2 separate regions of the Homo sapiens genome follow, and region 1 is linked to region 2. Evidence: read pairs that join two places in POLR2A ChIA-PET (ENCODE). Cell type or tissue: PC-9. All regions are shown on one strand. Each heading gives the region's core, and the rest is flanking DNA. Links, peaks and the distances in the headings are about the cores only. Region 1 has its middle 17 kb from the start of GCNT3. Region 2 has its middle 160 kb from the start of POLR2M.

Evidence for each region. Peaks named below come from ENCODE experiments on the same cell type or tissue, not always from the same donor. Only the 100,000 strongest peaks of a DNase experiment are listed, where the experiment ranks them.
Region 1: POLR2A ChIA-PET joins it to region 2 with 21 read pairs; 2 of 35 experiments call an interaction of 5 or more read pairs at or near these places.

Annotation. Positions count from the first base shown.
Region 1 is chr15:59,593,099-59,595,915 of GRCh38, forward strand. No RefSeq gene overlaps it. Among named protein-coding and RNA genes, the nearest start is that of GCNT3, 17 kb to the right of the region's middle. In PC-9, for the core only: no CTCF peak of the experiment used is centred there; a DNase peak (open chromatin) is centred at 1,563; H3K27ac peaks cover 1,828 bases.
Region 2 is chr15:57,869,516-57,872,332 of GRCh38, forward strand. No RefSeq gene overlaps it. Among named protein-coding and RNA genes, the nearest start is that of POLR2M, 160 kb to the left of the region's middle. In PC-9, for the core only: no CTCF peak of the experiment used is centred there; no DNase peak of the experiment used is centred there.

The DNA of each region.
Region 1 (2,817 bases), core at 53-2,552, 1.7 Mb after region 2:
GGCTACACAAAATCAATGCAATCTTCTGTATATTAACTGTTGCCCCTAGGAAAGAACCCCATAAAACGTAGTCAAAGTTGAACAGTACACTAGGATACAATGTCTACAAAACCAGAACAAAGAGGGAATAGACATTAAGCTGAAAGAACTCTCACAGATTAATAAAAATCAGCTAACACTCCAATAGGAAAATATGGAGAAAAAAGTTAATAGTAAAGAAATTTAAGAGGCCAAGGTGGGAGGATTGCTTGAAGCCAAGAGTTCTAGACCATCCTGGGTAACATAGCAAGACCTCACCTTTACACGTTTTTTTTTTTTTTTTTTTTTTTTTAATTAGCTGGGTGGGGTGGCATCCACCTGTAGTCCCAGGTACTCAGGAGGCTGAGGAGGAAGGATGGCTTGAGCCCAGGAGGGCAAGGCTGCAGTGAGCCGTGATCTTGCCATTGCACTCCAGCCTGAGTGGCAAGGTGAGACCCTGTCTCTAAAAAAGAAAAAAATAAGAAATGCAAATGGTCCCCCAAACTATGAAAAAATGCTCAAGCTTACTACTAATCAAAGAAACAGATTAAAACTACAGTAAGATGTCATTATTTAATTTATTGATTGTGGAAAGACAAAAGTACCAGATGATACCAGATGATGACAAGGGGTAAACAGGTACTTTATTTTATTTATTTCTTAAACATTATCTTTTTTTTTTTTTTTTTTGAGAGAGCCTGTCACCCAGGTTGGAGTGCAGGGATACAATCTCAGCTTACTGCAGCCTTGACCTCCTGGGCTCAAGTGATCTTCCCGCCTCAGCCCCCCAAGTAGCTGGGATTACAGTTGCATACCACCACTCCCACCTCTGCCTCCCAAAGTGCTAGGATTACAGGTGTGAGCCACCATGCCCACCCAACAGGTACTTTTGTATTAAGTGGATAAAACCTTTTGAGAAGTATCAAACACTTTTAAAGCTGTGACCCAGAAATTATACTTCTAATAATTCTATAAAAATAGCTGCACAAATATATATACACATGTATTTTATAAAATTTAAATGTTGACACAGCTTTCAATATATGTGTGTATTTTAATACAGCTATTTTTGTAATTAGAAATGCATTGTAAATAACTACTTTTTGTTAAAAACACGATTATTTAAATATACTGTAACTCAAGCATAACTGAAGAGGTAATCTGTGGCCTTTAAAAACAAGGTAGTTTTAGTGTGTTGTCCAGGGTGTTGAAAAAAATGAAAAAAGAAAAAAAAGAAAAATGTAGCTTTCAATGTACTACCATGGAATGACTTTCAGTATATTGTCAAGAGAAAAAGTTTCAAAAAAGCAGGTAAAATATTGAGTTTTTGTAAAATAATAATATGTTGACTGCTGTTGACATGCTTTTTTCTGTAAGTTTCTTCACAAGGAGAGCATGAGTCACTAGGGTACTGAATGAAATGTGTCTTAGAATTCAGTGATCCTTCCTCCTTCGGAGCTGGGCAGTCTCATCCATCCAACCACTTTATCACACACTCCACAAACAGTTACGTGTTCCCCAGGCAATGAGTGTGAGGCTAAGCAAACTGACCTTGAAGCTGGATTCCCTGAGCATGAATTCATCAGTGTTACTCTGGGCAAGTTACTTTTTCCAGTTAGGATCCACTTTATCTATCTTTATGGTTGAAGAAACAGGCACAGGGAAGAGAAAGGTTATATCCAAGGGAGTTCCCCAGCCAGGAAGTAGCCCAGCCTGATCTAGAATTGTACTAGGAGTTGGCCAGCCTGACTAGGAATTATTTTACTTGCAGTGTGGGCAGCTGGACTGGAGTGGAGAAGTAGGTAGGCCTGGCGCTTCTCTGCCAGGGTATAAATTCTGGCTCTGCCACCTACCAGTTGTTATAACTTTGAATAAGTTACTCAGTGTCTCTCTGCCTTATAGGATTTGTTGTGAGAACTAAATGTTAGGTGCTTGGAACAGCATTTGGCACATACTTAGACTCAGTATATCTTAGTTGTTGTTATTTGTAAGATATTAGGGATTAAAAAGTGAACAAGGAAGCATAATCCTTGTACTGGAGGAACTGACAACATAGCCAAGTATAGAGTGTGGGAAATAGTATGATGAGGAAGCATTTCAGGATGGTATGACAGCTAGGAAGAGGGGCTGGGCATGGTGGCTCAGGCCTGCAATCCTAGCACTTTGGGAGGTGGAGGCGAGTGGATCACTTGAGCTCAGGAGTTCGAGAGCAGCCTGGGCAACATGGTGAAAGCCCATCTCTACAAATAAAAAAATTAACTGGGTATGGTGGCACACATCTGTACTTCCAGCTATTTGGGGGGCTGAGGCAGGAGGATGCTTGAGCCCAAGAGGTGGAGGTCACTGTGAGGTGAGCTGAGATCACGCCATTGCATTCCAGCTGGGTGGCAGTGTGACGCGCTCTTTAAAAAAAAAAAAAAAAAACTAGGAAGAGGTGCGTTCAACCCAGGGAAGGGTCATGGGAGGCTGCCTAGAGGAAGTCGCAGGCAAGCTGAGGAGGCAGAGAGAGCAGCCTGAATCAAAGTCCAGAGATGATAAAGAGCCTGGTTATTTTCAGAAGCCAAAAGGAAGGCAAGAGAAATACCTGAGCACACATTGAGACAAGGCCAGGCATTGTGACTCGAGGCTCAGGCCACTGTGTTGGACCTTCAGCTCAGTGGTTCCTGCTTCTCCTGTTGTTTGTCTGGCTGATCTCTGCTCACCCATCAAGTATTAGCCTAAATGCCACTTCCTCCAGGATGTCTTCCCGGAACCCAAGCTTCCCACAGTTTATGTCTTCTTGCTGCAGGAACCATTGGT
Region 2 (2,817 bases), core at 53-2,552:
TGAATTTTCTAAATTATGTTTGACAGCTGAAGCAAAAATTGTAATGCCTGTTGTGGTTCTAAATATCCTTTTATAATACTTCCAAGAGTGAATTAAAAATAAGGCCAAACTATAGGCCATCTATAAGCTTACTTTAAATATAGGTAGATTGAAATTAAAAGGATAGAGAAAGGTATATCATGCAAACTTTAATCAAAGGGAAACGGGTGGCTATATAAATGTTGGACAGACTTCAAAACAAAATTATCAGAGCAGAGAGAGACATTATTTAATAATAAAAACAGAATTCACCAAGAAAATACACTGGTCTTAAGTGGGTATGCACCAAACACAGAGCTGTAAAATGACGGAGCTGAAAGGAGAAGTTGTCAAATTCACCATTACTGTTGAATACTTCATTCCTCTCTCAGCAATTAATAGAACAACTAGGCAGAAAATTAGCAAGAACATAGAAAAACTCAACATGATTGCTGACAGAAGCTAATCAACATTTATAGAACACTCTACTTAATTGAAGTGGAATACACATTTTTAAGCGCCCATTGAACCTATACCGTGATAGATCATATCTTAGGCAATAAGACAAACCTCAAAAAATGTAAAAGAAAAAAAATCATACAGTGTATATTCTCTGACCACAATGACACTGAAGTAGAAATCAGTAACAAAAAGATAATTTAAAAATCTCCAAATCCCTGGATGTTAATAACACACTGCTAAATAATCCATGGGTCAAAGAAGAAGTCTAAAGGGAAATAAAAATACATTGAACTAAATTAAAATAAAAATGCAACATATTAAATTTGTGGGACATAGCTAAAGCAATGCTTAGAGAGAAATTTATAGCACTAAATAAATTTGAAAAAGTCTCAATAATCTAAACCTTGATCTTAACAACCTGAAAAAGGGCAAAATAAACCCAAAACAAGTAGAAGAAAATAAATTATAAAGAGCAGAAATCAATAAAACTGAAAAGAGGAAAACAACAGAGAAAAATCAATGAAAGAATGAGTTCTTTGAAGAGATCAATAAAATTGACCAACCTCTAACAAAATTAGCAAAGAAAAGATTAAAGAAAACACAAATTACTAACATCAGGAATTAAACAGGGGATATCATTATAGACCTCAAAGACATCAAAAGAGACTATTACAAAAAACTCTACTCACATAAATTTGTCAAATTCGATGAAATCGGCCAATTTAAGAAAAGCACAAACTACCACAACTCACCCAACAGTAGATAGATAATGTGAATAGCTCTATAGCTATTAAGGAAATTGAGTTCATAATTTTTAAAACTTCTCCAAAAAGAAGTCTCCAGGTCCAAATAATTCCACTAGGGAATTCTGCCAAATAGTTGGAAAATAAACACCAGTTCTGCACAATCTCTTCCCAAAAAAAAAAAAAAAAAAAAAAAAAAAAAACAAGAGGAAGTAATGCTTCCCAGTTCATTCTATACATCCAGGATTGTCCAGATATCAAAACCAGACAAAGATAGTTTAAAAAAAAAATGAAACAACAGGCCATTCTCATGGCTATAGACACAGAAACCTTTAGGACTTTAGCAAATAGAATTGAACAATATATATAAAGAGAGCTATATAACATGTCCAAGTGGGGTTTATTCTAAGGATGCAAGCCTGGCTCAATATTGGAAAATCAGTCAGTGTGATCTAGTTTAATTATAGGCTATCAAAGAAAAAGTACATGATTATGTCAATTGATGCAGAGAAAGCATTTGAAGAAAATTCAACCCTCATTCATGATAAACTCTCAGAAAAATATGAATAGAAGTAATGTTCTCAACCAAATAAACAGCACCTGTAAGAACCCACAGTTAACATTATATTTAATAATGAAAGTCTGAATGATTTCCCTGTAAGATCAGAACAGGGCAAAAAGGGTAACTCTCACCATTCTTATTTAACATGGTACTGGAAGTTCTAGCCAGTGCAGTAAGGCAAGAAAAGGCATTCAAATCATTAGGAAAGAAATAAAATTGTCCCTATTTGCAGATGACTTGGTTGCCTTTTTAGGTAATTCCAATGAATCTACTAAAGAAATAAAGACTCCTAGAACTAATAAGTGAGTTCAGCTAATTTGTGGGACACAAAATCAATGTACAACAATGAACTGCACTTTTGTATAGTAGCAATGAACACACTTATCAATAACTTAAAAAATGATGTGCAAGCAGCAACTTGGAGGACAAACACTGACTCAAAAGCCAGAAGTTCTAGGACCCAGCTTAAGTTACAAAATGAACTTTGGTCAATTCACTCAGCTCGGTCTCTGTTTTCACTTTTTGGATGTGAGGAAATTAGACTCATCTCTATAATCACTTCAGCTCTAATATTCTGTTGCTTCTAATTTCATCATTTTAAAGTAACTTTATGACTGTAAGAAATGAATGTTCTTTATTAGGCGGAACATACCTAAAGGCATAAGGAAAAAAATACGCATAGTCTTACTTATAACTCAGAAAAAAGCTCACTGTTAATATTTTGGTGTTTCTTACTTCTAGCTTTTTTCCCCTAGCATATATACAAAGAGAAAAATTATACACATTACACACCCACACATATTTTTATACACTGGGGGTCATAGTCCCTGTACAATTCTGTATCTGAGTTTTTCACCCGGTATTATATATAAGTGTTTTCCCACATCATTAAAATTCTTCAAAAATGCAATCCTTATTAGTGGTATAATAGTCTGTTGAGTGAACAGCTATATTTTATTTAACTAGACTCTTAGTTCCTTTAAGCCTGCCTGTCTATGTTCAGAAGAAAATCGTTGCTGATTTGTGCCATTT